Linked DNA regions of Mus musculus: region 2 is linked to region 1. Evidence: chromatin contacts called from ENCODE Hi-C or POLR2A ChIA-PET data. All regions are on one chromosome and are shown on one strand. Each heading gives the region's core, a stretch centred on a gene start or an enhancer-like site at or near the end of the contact. The rest is flanking DNA. Distances are from core to core; before and after follow the strand shown. Region 1 has its middle 79 kb from the start of Gm14634. Region 2 has its middle 64 kb from the start of AA414768.

What was found. A loop is a pair of places that touch in the nucleus more often than their neighbours do. ChIA-PET counts read pairs that join two places held with the same protein, here RNA polymerase II (POLR2A).
Region 2: a map of gastrocnemius shows a loop between it and region 1 (17-fold over the local background). The contact joins two enhancer-like sites. A Hi-C loop is called at or near these places in 1 of 37 maps with a recorded cell type or tissue (gastrocnemius). POLR2A ChIA-PET finds 5 or more read pairs at or near these places in 1 of 5 experiments (Patski).

Annotation. Positions count from the first base shown.
Region 1 is chrX:12,837,921-12,844,741 of GRCm38, forward strand. No RefSeq gene overlaps it. Among named protein-coding and RNA genes, the nearest start is that of Gm14634, 79 kb to the left of the region's middle. Within about 2 kb of position 2,436, at least 1 of the 3 ENCODE cell types and tissues checked has a DNase peak (open chromatin) inside an H3K27ac peak, as active enhancers do.
Region 2 is chrX:12,869,610-12,876,430 of GRCm38, forward strand. No RefSeq gene overlaps it. Among named protein-coding and RNA genes, the nearest start is that of AA414768, 64 kb to the right of the region's middle. Within about 2 kb of position 4,227, at least 1 of the 3 ENCODE cell types and tissues checked has a DNase peak (open chromatin) inside an H3K27ac peak, as active enhancers do.

The sequences.
Region 1 (6,821 bases), core at 1,186-3,685:
TGCTGATCTGGCCTTGAGCTTGTTAAACAAGTAAGTCTGTCAGGAGGGGGCCCTACTGGCTGGAGGAAAAAAAGCCCACCAGGCCTTTATTTTAAGCTGCCAGCAGGTCAGTGGGGTGAGGCAGAAGGCAGCCATCTTGGACGTTTGCCACATTTATTATGTAATCATGGTTCCTCTCCCTGGCTGCCTCAGACTGGCTAATTTCTAGTCCCTTAGAAGGTTTGCAGTCTTTCTTTGCAACCTGCCATAAACATTCTTCATTAGCTGTGTGAAGCTGAAGTAGAGAAGGGTTTCCTGCCTTTTTTTTTTCCCCAACTGGCTTCTTTTATGAGTTAATCTCCTCTTCCTCACTCCTTTCTCTTTTAGCAGGGTCTTACTATGTAGTCCTGGCTAGCTTTGAACTTACTAAGTAGAAGAGGCTGGCCTCAAAATAAGAGATGAGCCTGCTTCTGCCTCTGGAGCGCTAAGATTAACCTTTATGTTAATCTTGATGTAGTCTCCAGTTTGATCTCCTGCCACACTAATGAGATCAAAGTTCAAAACAAATACAAATGGTGTTATAAAGAATTTGTTAATAGATTTGCTTAGGAGACATGGAATTTAGCTAAGGGAGCACTGCCTCCAAAATACCGGAGGTATGTGAACCAGGCCTCTTAGGGTTTTGGCAGAGAAGTATCTTGGCAGGTCAGGGCTAAGGTAATGCAAAGATCACACCACAAAACAGATTCACACAAGAGTTTGATTTGAGCTGGGCAGTGGTGGTGCATGCCTTTAATCCCAGCACTTGGGAGGCAGAGGCAGGCAGGAGGATTTCTGAGTTCGAGGCCAGCCTGGTCTACAGAGTGAGTTCCAGGACAGCCAGAGCTACACAGAGAAACCCTGACTTGAAAAACAAACAAATTTAGGATACTAGGGTGTAAATTTTTTTTCCAGATATTAGACCCTATTCCCAACAAGGAGACACCTCTGATATACAACCAGTCATTAATCCCTGATTCTCATTCCCAAAGAATACCTCTAACAAGATGACCCACCTGGAACAATTATTCAAAGAAAGAAAGAAAGAAAGAAAGAAAGAAAGAAAGAAAGAAAGAAAGAAAGAAAGACCACTGGTGTACTTAAAAATAATTCTAGCAATATGCAGTATCTTTGCTGTGTGAACCTCTTCCCTGCCTAAGGGACCAAAGTTACAGTCTCCTGTCTGTGTTTAAATTGTTTAAAGTGTAACCTGGAGCTAGGACTCAAAAAAGATTTAAGGATGACAATGTTCATGGACTGTATAATCCTAAAGTTTATAGAAACCTTCTGATGGGGGTCAGTTCTTATTTGGGCATTAACCCCAATTGGCTAACCGCTACTAAAGAGCTTTCATTCACCTCTAGTTTGAGGACTGATTTCTCACTGAGAAAGCATATCGCTTCTCTAACACTAGGACATGCCCTTTCCAAGAAGCCTTCTGTGACTACCTAACCCAGTCTCCACTGCATGTGCCAGGTCAGCATGGTTCTAACAGAAACCTGATACTGTAACTGCCCTCTCTTTACACATTTGATTCCCTGAACCTCTCTGTGAGGAACCATCTCTTTGTACCTGCAGGGCCTGGCTCAGCGACTGGAACTGTGTGTGTGTGTGTGTGTGTGTGTGTGTGTGTGTGTGTGTTTTCGAGAGCGGACCCCCCCACCCCATGCCCACGGGGAGGTGTGGTATGCCAGGGGGTGGGGCAGTTCTTATCTCAAACTTATTGTACTTAGTAACCCTTAATTAGAAAGTTTGGGGAGGGCTGGAGACATGGTTCAGTGGTTAAGAATATTACTTCTCTTACAGAGGACTGGAGTTCCTTTCCCCAACAACTACCAGTAGCTCCAGCTTAAAGGAGATCTGATGCCCTCTTCTGGCCTCTGAGAGCACCTGCACTTGGCGTTTACAGACATAATTGAAAGTGATTTAAAAAAAAAAAAGTGCCTAAGTGAGCATGTGACCAAATGGAATTATTCTGCCAACGGGCTAGACTGGTGGTGGTCTTGCAGGCAGACCCCCCCCCCATAAAGCCCTTTACAACATTTTCATTTCGTGTTATGTTTGTGCAAGCATCCACATGCTATCCTCAGACAAACCGATTCACTTTCCCCACACGGCCTTATTTGCATTTAAAAGCGAAGGCTGCAAAGGAGAATTCCTTTTGCCAAAGAGGAATTTCAAGCATCTGTTGCAGACCAGAGAGAAGAAAAGAACGAAAAAATTTTAAAGGGCTAGAAGCTGATTTACGCAGAGCTACTACCAAATCATCCTACAGAAGCAGGGAATTTTATTTTAGTCCTAAATAGCAAAGACAGCCAGCCTGAGTTCTTGGACGAAGTCCCTAAGGGAGCTGGGATTTGGAATGACAATGCCTGCAAAAGCTGGGGCGTTTAAGGAGCTGCAGCCCTGTTCCTGCTCCAGCTGAGTCTCCACCCCTTCCCCCTCCGTGTGAGCAATGGGCAGCTGCCAGCAGCATCCTGGATCCAGTCCAAGCAGCTTGCTGTCGGCAGCACAGGCCTGCGGGGCCGCAGGGTCCTCCCACCCTTTGCTTTTGGATGGGCATTATTAGCTAGAAAAATGCTCCGCGTTTTTCTTGTTCGTGTGGTGTAACCTGCTCGCCGCAGACGCGCAACCTTTCTCCAGTAATTACCTCCCACGCTTGGGAAAAATCTCAATCTCTCCCCCCACCCCCTTTTTCATTACAGCAGCCAATTCAGCAAACTAGTTTGTATCACCAAGGACAAAGAGACAGCCTTAACGATTGTAATGACGCGTTTCTTTCTTCCCACCATTTCTCCAGTGAAAGGGGCACGATGACCTCCAGTCTCACGGTTTCTGAAATCAAATGCACGGACTGATCTCCTTAGTCCGGTCTGAGAATCTGGTACTAAATTGATGGGCAGCTAGTGACCATGGTCGGTTTCTTGGAATGGAGGAAAGGTGTGCCCCAGGAATATCCCACCATCACCACCACCGTACCACCACCCCGCCTAACCACCACCCATTTGTAGCCAGCCTGCTAGGCAGGAAAGAGGATATTGGAAAGAGACATTGTAGCAAACAGACTATTGAAACAACAGACACTCTTAACATTGTAATTTCCCTAGGAACCTCATACTCAGAAAAGGGAAGGCTGAGAGCTGAAATGGAGACCAGGTTCTGTCTTGTCAGGTGACCTTGCTGGAGAGACTGAAGCAGTGGAGGATGGGAGTGGAAGCATGACGACACAAGAACAGAGGACAGATTTCTTTGTCCCTTTTCCCAAGGTGGTCAAGTTGACTAAAACTCCTTTTTCTGACCCTGCCCCGCTTTGAGACAGGGTCTCTGTACGTAGCCCTGCCTTTCCTGGAACTGTGTAGACCAGTCTTACCTAGGCTCCATGAACAGGAGGAGGAGGAAGAAGAAGAAAAAGGAAAATTTATACTTTGATAGACTTCATGGAAGCTCCTTAGCAACTGCTTTGGGGAGGGAAAATACATCAGCTGATTAAAGGGCTCATTATTCCACCTGTCTCTCTAGCATAGATCCAGTGAACCCGACTTCCTGAGGGGTGGTCCTTGGCCAGAGCACTGGATTATATAATAAGCAGGCCAACTGGATTAATTCAAGGGACAATGCCATGTCTCTACCCAGAGAGAGATTCCATTCTCCTGACCAAGAATAGTTTTCCTTTAATAGGCTTCCAATGTCACTATAAGTCACAAGGGGGAAAGTCACCCAAAGTTGTCCTCTGACCTCCATATGTGTGTCCCCTCACATATAAACATGAACACACGTCATACACATACATACAATTATTATTATTATTATTATTATTATTGGTTTTTCTGAGACAGGGTTTCTCTGTGTAACTCTGGCTGTCCTGGAACTCACTCTGTAGACCAGGCTGGCCTTGAACTCAGAAATCCGCCTGCCTCTGCCTCCCAAGTGCTGGGATTAAAGGCGTGCAACACCATGCCCGGCTCATACAATTATTTTTTAAGCCTGGATGTGGCCATATACACTTGACTTCAGTGCTGGGGGTGGGGGTGGGGATGGGTGGAGGATTACCAGGGCTTGGAGGTTCTCAGCCCAAATCTAGGCTCATTGAGAGAATATGTCTCAAGGAAATATGGCACATAGTGATGGAGGGGAATACCCTGTGTCCTCCTCTTACCTCCACACTCACATACACACATGTACAAGTGCTTGCACGAGCACGCACGCACGTACACACACACTTTTTAAAAAAATATTTATTTATTTATTTATTTATTTATTTATTATATGTGTGTGCACTGTAGCTGTCTTCAGACACTCCAGAAGAGGGCATCAGATTTTTGTTACAGATGGTTGTGGGCCACCATGTAGTTGCTGGGATTTGAACTCAGGACCTTTGGGAGAGCAGTCAGTGCTCTTAACCGCTGAGCCATCTCACCAGCCCCCCCCCCACACACACACACTTTTTAAAAGGAAGAAAATAACATTTTCCAGTGTTACTTGGGTGTGAATGTGTGAGCTCTTGAACATGGTACTGGATGTAGTTTTAGGTGTCTGCATGATTTGGTCCTTTGTGTAAACTTATATATCCATCACAATAAAAATAAATTGTTTAAATATTATTAATAAAATAATTTTCGCCTACATCAAAGTAAAGATTATAGGTCTTTTTGTGGAGTGCTTTGTCTAACATTCACAAAGCTCTAGGTTTGATTCTTAGCCCTGAATAAGTCAGGTATGCTGTTACACACTGTTATCCTAGCATTTAGGAGGTACAGGCCGGAAGATCAAGAGTTAAAGGCTAGCCTCAGCCACCCCAGGACTATATGGGAACCTGTCCCAAAATAATTAAAACCAGGGAGAATACTTGTTCTAGTGAAAATGACGTGGTCCAGAGTACCACATTCTGGCTGGCCACTTATCTGCTGAGGTAGAACCTAGTTGCTTTTAGTTTTAGGTTATTATAGATGGGTGCTATGAACATTTCTGTATGGGCTTTGCATGGGCGGGAACCTTCTTTCTTCTAGGATAAATACCAGGAGTTTGATTGGCAGGTTACACTGTATAATTTTTTTTAATTATATGTATTTGTCTGTTTATTTCGGGCTAAAGAGATGCAGGGTTCCCTGGTGCAGGGTAAGCCTCCAGTTTACCACTGAGCCACATCCGTAACCCACTGATATGAGCTTTCAAGAAACTAAGAAACTCTTTTTTTTTTTTTTTTTCTTCCGAGACAGGGTTTCTCTGTGCAGTCCTGGCTGTCCTGGAACTCACTTTGTAGACCAGGCTGGCCTCAAACTCAGAAATCCACCTGCCTCTGCCTCCCAAGTGCTGGAATTAAAGGCGAGCGCCACCACTGCCCGGGCTGAAACTAAGAAACTCTTATTCCTGAAATAGATGCCCAGCTCCATCCCAGGTGGGCAGCTGCCTGAAGAGCTGCATTCAGAAATCCCTAGCCAGAATCCCCACCAGGATTCATGGCTTTTGCAAAGATGGATTTCAGAGTGAGCCAAATATGAATCTGAGTTGATGTATTAAAAATACAGAGGAAGGGCTAGAGAGATGGCATAGCAGTTTCGAGCACTAGTTCTTATAGAGGATCCAGGATTGGTTCCCATCACCCACACGGTGCCTTATAACCATCTGTAAGTCCTGTTCCAAGGAATCTGATAGACTCTTCTGAACTCTGAGGACACCAGGCAGTCACATGGTACACACACACACACACAAGTCACTCATGTACCTAAAATAAAATAATTGTTAAGAACAGAAAAGAGTGCAGAGAGAGAAAGAGCAGGAAGCGGGACACAGGACACGTTTTTCTTTCCTTCCTTCTTTTTTTAAATTGTTGAGAATTTCCTTCTGTTTGTTTGTTTCGAGACAGGGTTTCTCTGTGCAGCCCTGGCTGTCCTGGAACTCATGTTGTAGACCAGGCTGGCCTCGAACTCAGAAATCTGCCTGCCTCTGCCTCCCGAGTGCTGGGATTAAAGGCATGCGCCACCACTGCCCAGCAAGAATTTCATATAGACATATGATGTATATTAATCAAATCTACTCCCTCCATTCTTTCCCTCCAGTCCCTCTCCTGTGCCATACTTCATTTCCCTCCCAACTTCATGACTTTTTTTTTTTAATCTGCTAAGTCCACTTAGTGCTGCTTGTCTATCCTTGGTTGTAGAGCCACGACCATCTGTTAGCTTCTCAGGGCTTGCATCGCTAATGTAAACTGACTTTTCCTCTTTAGCAGTCATCAGTTGACAGTAGCTCTTGAGTGAGGAGTGGACCTCCCTGAGCCGATCCCCCATCTGTGCTGGGATTTTTGGTTGGTTTGATGTGGTCTAGGTCATGTGTATACAGTCATATGTACAACGACCCTGTCCTGTCCAGTGACTACTGTCTCACAGTAGCCAACAGGGCTCTTCCTGATGAGTCAGTAGTCATTCATTACTGCTGGCTCTTAAGAGTCTTCCTGTCTCCCCTTCTGAGACGGTCCTTAACCCTGGAGGAGTCTGTGGTGCATTGTTGTGTAGCAGTTTCTTCTGACATGAAAACATCCCATCTTGGAGAGAAACTACTTAAGACATAGGGTGTGAAAAGGGAGGCAGAACAACAGGATATTTTAGATGGAATGTTTACTGGGAGGTGAAACAACAGGATGTTCTAAGGGGAGGTGTGATACTCCATCCATCACCTCCTTTAGACAGGAAGTAAACATGCAATAGCTTCAGGAAGTCCTTGAAAGAACCCAGCTTCAGTAGGTTCTTCCTTCCCAGGAGCATATTAGCAAAAACGACTGCCTATACTCATTCTCAGATAAGCTGAAC
Region 2 (6,821 bases), core at 2,977-5,476, 33 kb after region 1:
TTGGCTTATTTGGCCTTGCATAATGATACCCAGTTCCTTTCATACAAATGTCATGACTTCATTTTCCTTATGGTTGAATAAAATTCCATTGTGCATATGGACCACATTTCCTATAATCATCTGTTCTCAGGCATCGAGGTTGCTTCCATTTCCCAGCTACATGGATGCTCTCGCACTAACATGTTTTTTATGGTCACAGTACATCAAAATGATGAAATCCAGCAGCCACTGTTGCTTTCCTAGCCACTTTCCATTTCCCCTAGAATCACCTTCTTTGGGAAGGTGCCACCCAGTCCACCCTCCCAGACTGTTCCAACTCCCAGACAGGTAGGGTGAGTCCATGCCTCCTCTCTGGTAATTTAACTATGGGTGTGTGATCCAAAGTGGGCTGATGAAATTTGAGGGGCTTTGTGCCACTGGGAATTTTGGGAGGCATTTTGCTCACTTGTAGGATAGGAAAGAAGACAGGAAACATTCCTCTCATTTTCTGCCCATCCTCCAATGCCATTTTGTGAGGATAACTAGTTGCTGCTATTTTGTGATAACAAGGCACTAACATGAAGCCCAAAGCAACAGTCCTGGATAATGTTGACTCAGTGAAGTCTAGAACCATCTACCTTTATGAGTTAATAAAGGCCAGGATTTAAATTTAAATTTTGTGTGTGTGTGTGTGTGTGTGTGTGCACGCGCGCACACACAGACACACACACACACACACACACACACACACACACACACACACACACACAGGTCAGAGGACAACTTGCAAGAGTAGTTTTTCTTGTTCTACCACATGAATTCCAGGGCTCAGATCAGCAGGCTTCAGTGGTAAGCAACCTTCCCCCTGAGTCATTTTGCTAACCTTCATATAAATGCTTTTAAAGCTAAGTGTAATGCCATCTTGTCTGTCTGTAGCAGCCAAAAGCAGACATTTTGCTTAGCCAGAGCAGCACACAGTTTCAATGGCCCACCTAATGCCCACTTTGTCATTTCACAATCTTGGAGAGAAGCAGAGCTCTCCCTGCTTCTCCCTTGGGCCTGAGACGTGCAGTGGTAACTCTCCTAAGAGTCTCTTCCCTAAGCCTGGTTCCTAAGGTGACCTGCTCAGGTCACACTGTCCCTTTTCCAGACCTCTTCACTTGGGTGAGACCTGTGACAAGGCTCTGAGAAAGAAAAGTTGCTGTTACCATCATTGAGGAGAACTTCCCACTGGGGGCCCCCTCAGCCACCTTGTTCCTGGCCCTTTCTATTCTGTTGGAATAGGCAGGTTATACTCAGAAGTAAAGCGGCCACATTAAAGCTCAAAGCTGAACATGAATTCATAATAGCTGGGAGGATCCTTAAGTGCCCAGGATACCAAAGAGATTGTGTGTCACCCTGGCCTGCCTTCCCTTGAACCCGTTAAAAAAAATCATGTAAGAAAAACAAACCCCTATGAGCTGGGAAAATATCTTAGTGGATAAGAGCAGTTTCTGTGAAAACATGAAGACGCGAGTTCAAATTGCCAGCACCCGTATAAATAGCTGGGCATGACTGCACATGCCTGAAACCCCAGCACTATGGTGGAAAGGAGAGACAGGAGGGCTGATAAGGTATATTAGCAGCTAGACTAGCTCCAGATTCAGTGAGAGACCCCCGTCTCCAAGGGAATATGGTAGAGAGTGATGGAGTGGGAGACCTGTTGTCCTCCTCCAGCCTCCATGAGTGGGAATTGTCATGGCTACTCACATACATATGTACATACACAACATATATGTAACACACTGGAGTGCAAGGGATACAAAAACAAACTGTAGTCAGGCATGGTGGCACGCACCTGAAATCCCAGTACTTAGAAAACAGAGGCAGGAAGATGGCAAGTTCAAGGCCAGCCTGGGCTACATAACAAGTTCTAAACCAGTCTAAAACAAAGTCCTGTTTGATTAAAACCCAATTCCTACCCTCTGCAGCTGAATAACTGGTATGGTTGTACAGTGAGCTTAACCTTTTCCAAAATGAAAGTTTGGGCTTGGTGAGATGGCTCAGTGGGTAATGTGCTCGCCATCAGGAAAATGTGAAGACCTAATACAATACCTAGAGTTAATGGCAAGCCAGGTGCATGGCTGTTATCCCAGCAACCCAACTGGGAGATGGGAGAGGGAGACAGGAGACTCCTGGAAGCCCATGGCCCGCTAGCCTGACATACGAAGCAAAGCAAAAACCAACAGATTCTGCCTCTAACAGGATGGAGTCCTCCGACTGCCACATACACACATACACCCACAACACACACACATACACAACACACAGAGAGACACATAGCACACACACAACAAATGTTGTAAAATAATTCATGTACAGACTATATGTATACTCATATATGACTGAGAAATCCAGTAGAAATTCCCTGTGTACTTCCTCCTGGTCTCTGTTCTGTTCCCTTGGCCTGGAGCAGCCCACTGTCCTGACTTGTCAGGAAATATTTTCCAGGTTTGATGTCATTCCTTTTAGTAAGTTACTGATTTGTTTGTTTATTGAGTCAGGGTCTTTCTATATAGCTCTGGTTGTCCTGGATCTTGCTGAGTAGGCCAGGCTGGCCTTGGATCTAGAAAGCTCCACCTGCCTCTACCTCCCACGTGCTGGGATTCAAGGCATGCGCCACCACTCCTAGCCCTGTTATTCCTTTTAAAAATGAAAGCTGCCTACTCTGGCCGCTTATTTCTTCATTTCTTTGTTTCAGACAGGGTCTTGCTGAGTAGCTCAGGCGGTCCTCAAACTCAAGATCTTGCTGATTGTGCCTTGCAAGCCTTGGGGTTACAGGTATGCACCACACTTGGCTTTCTCAGATGTATTTTTATAATTTTCTTTTTATTTTTAAAGATTTATTTATTTATTTATTTTATTTATTTATTTATTATATGTTAGTACACTGTAGCTGTCTTCAGACGCACCAGAAGAGGGCGTCAGATCTCATTACGGGTGGTTGTGAGCCACCATGTGGTTGCTGGGATTTGAACTTCGGACCTTCGGAAGAGCAGTCGGGTGCTCTTACCCACTGAACCATCTCACCAGCCCCCTTTTTATAATTTTCAAGGTTTGTTTTTATTTGTGTGTACATGCTGAGCATGTGTACACACGTGGGGGGCAGGTGACTGAGCTGGACATAGGTACTGAGAGCCAAGAGCAGCATACTCTTGCCTGGTAAATCGTCTCCCGTCCCCTATTTTATTTCTATTTACTTTTGAGACATGGTCTCACTATGTGGTAGTGGTTAGATAGCCTTGAACTCACTATGTAGCAGACTGTCCTAAAAACTTGCAGTAATCCCGCCGCCCCTGGCTCCTTTGTGCTGGAATTAGAGAATTACCGTCATGCCTGTATGCTTTTAATAAAAAGAAAATAATAATGGTAACACTAGGTCCTCTCCATCAGACTTCATTATGCTGACAGTAAACTAATTTTTTTTTTTAAAAAAAGCAAAACCCAAAGGGCCAAATAGATTGGGAGAGTAACAGCAGCAGAACTTTGGGGGTGAAGATGCAAAACACATAGGGAAATGGACCGCAGGGGCTGAATCCAAGAAGCAAACTGACCTTTTGTTAAGCTTCAGAAAGACTCTGGATTTGGATGGGGGGCCCAACTCTAGCTTATGAAACTGGGGTGTAGGTGAAGCTGGAAAATAAGAAGCCATATTGAAAACAGTTGGGTCAGTGTGAATCCGGTTTGGAGATAGAAGCAGTGTAAACAGGACGCTGCTGCACAGAGAACCAGGACCGCAATAGCACATACTCAGCAGGTGCTGCTGAGCGACACCCCTAGGCTGAACAGAAGGGATTTAATGTACTGACTAATGTATTGCATCAACGAGTTGACTAATTAGGAAGTTGTTCGGTAGGCATTGAAAGCACACAAAGAGAACTCTGAGAAAGAAGGTATCATGGAGACAGTAACCACAGGAGGCAGTGATAATCCTCAAGGCTGGGGAAACAAAGAAGAGAGTGGAATTATTAAAAAGCAAACAACAAAAAAAATAAGTATGTCAGAGAAGGGTCCCAAAGGACTGGAACGTAGGACCCACCCCCACGCCCCCAAAGCAGGGCGTTGCTGCACGCACAGGTTCAAGTGTCCCTGGGATGAGGGTGTGATAAGGTAGCTCAAGCACTGCAGACCTGCCTTGCTGCAGGGAAACGCAGCTGCTGGAGCGTTTAAGCCAGGCTGGGCTGCGGCAGGCTGGAGTGGGAAGCTGGTCCCTCTTCCTTTGCTAGCCGCTGCTTCCCTCTACTGCCCTCTACGGGTGAAGTCTAGCAAGGACCAGCCAGCAAAATCAATGCGGCTAGCAGACTCCGCCCAGCCAGCACAAAGCCAGACAGAAAAGGGTGGATTAGAGCCAGAAGACAAAACAGTAATTATTGACAGTGTGTGTGTCAGGAGCCATAGATTCCCAGCCTCAGAGATGTAACGGCTCCCCCGACCCCTGCCGCATGCCGAACAATCTGTGTGTGCGCCTGTGTGTGTGTGTGTGTGTGTGTGTGTGTGTGCGCGCGCGCGCGCGCGCGGGGATGTGTTTAAAGGGTGTTGTCACTTGACTGGGGCATATTAAGCATTGCTGAACGAGGGATTCTACATCAAGAATGAGGAGTAATTGAGGGTGAAATGACCCTCAGCCCTCATCGTCCGGTCACCTTCAATGGAAGATATCACCTGTCATCAGCATGCCAGAAAGCTGCATTTCTCAGGCACTGACAGCTTTAGACACCAGAATAGTGGTCTAAACTGGGTTTCAGCAAACGTCATACCAAACAACCCTCATCAGACTCTCTTCTAATCCTGTCCTTAGGTTCTAATCTTATAACCTGGAACTAGTATATACCCCAGGAAACCCACTACATCAAGACAGAACATAAAACATTGACTATAAAATCATTTGGAAGAAAAAGAATCCATTGAGAGATGTAGCCACTTCAACAGTTAATATTTTCTGAGAAATAGGAGATGATATTGCAACCACATAAAAACACCTAAGGGAGCCGGGTGGTGGTGACTAACGCCTTTAATCCCAGCACTTGGGAGGCAGAGGCAGGCGGATTTCTGAGTTTGAGGCCAGCCTGGTCCACAGAGTGAGTTCCAGGACAGCCAGCACTACACAGAGAAACCCTGTCTTGAAAAACCAAGAACCAAACCAAACCAAAACAAAACCACCTAAGGGATAGGAAAAGTCCCCTGGAGATTTGAAAAGAAAAGAGAAGAAAAGAAAAGGAAAGGAAAGAAAAGGAAAGGAAAGAAAAGGAAAGGAAAGGAAAGAAAAGAAAAGAAAAGAACTGACTAGAATACATGAAAAACTCAACGGTCAGATTGAAAGCTAAGGTTGAGTAAATCTCTCAAATATGAAACCGTACCCAACCATGGTGGCACAAGCCTTTAATGTCAGCCCTCAGGAGGCAGAAGCAGGTAGATGTTTGTTCCAGGAGAGCTGGAGCTCTACAATGAGACCCTCTTTCAAAATATTTTTAATTAATTAATTAATTAAAAACATACAAAAGAAGGCCCGGAGATGTAGTTCAGTTAGCAGAGTTCTTGCCTTATAATAAATGCTGGCTAGATGGGTGGCTCAGTGGTTGGGTGCTTTCCACCCCCCACATCCAGTGGGTCACATCTGCCCGGAATACCAATTCCATGTGTACACCTCCTCCCTCACACATAGAGCATCATCCAAAACAAAATCAGTATTTTAAAAATGCCAAGAAAAATGAATTCCAACAGAGACTTCTGGACCTGTAACAAGAACCCATTAACGGGACTAATTAACAACATGTTTAGATAAACAATCTCAAAAACTTGACCTCCCATGCCCTGAGTCCTCAAGAGCTAGCAGAGCTGCTCCAGCAAGGAAGAAAGATCCTTAAGAGGAGGAGTGTGGTGATGGGAGCTCCCAGGGTGACAGTGGATGAGACTCACAGCCCACCAGGGTGCAAGCCCTGCAGGCAGGTCCAGTGATAGGAAAGCTGGATGCTGAAGACTAACGGATGAGCACAGAAGGGCTGAGAGGTAGCTCAGGAGTGAGTATAGGCTTATTTCTGCATGAAGCCCTGGCTTCTATTCTCAGCAGTGGAAGAAAGAGAGGGAGGGACGGGGAGGGGGAACTAAGGAAAAGGAAGAGAGAATGGTACTATATAGCCTCACCGTGAAGCACATTTATACAATTATAATGATGTAAAGGTTCCATGTTGGTTTAGTCAAAATGATGATGCAACTTGATTGGGGGCTCGAGGACTGGCAGTGTGGCACTGTTTATGGGAACAGTAATTTTCTTTTGTACATTTAGATGTCCCTGTACAGGTCAGGGCAACACTACCCTCATGTGCGCAAAGTACAAGAAGAATCTATTACCAGAGGAGAAAATGGTTGCCTTGGGGAGTAGGAGAAAAAGGATGGATAATTTTGGTGAAAATGAAACAACCTACATTTGAAATATAAGAAACGGAAATTGAAAAAACGTTTTTAAAAGAAAAAGAGCCAGACTGGAGAGATGGCTCAGTGGTTAAGAACACTGACTGCTCTTCCAAAGGTCCTGAGTTCAAATCCCAGCAACCACATGGTGGCTCACAACCATCTGTGACGAGATCTGATGCCCTCTTCTGGTGTGACTGAAAACAGCTACACTGTATATATATATATATATATATATATATATATATATATATATATATATAGTAAATAAATAAATCTTTAAAAGAAAAAGAGCCAATTATTAACTCCAAGGAAAACCAAATTTATTTAAGAAAGGAAAGAATGTTGACTGTTCAGCTATGGATTCTAGTTACATAAAATGTTGCCTCTGTTCT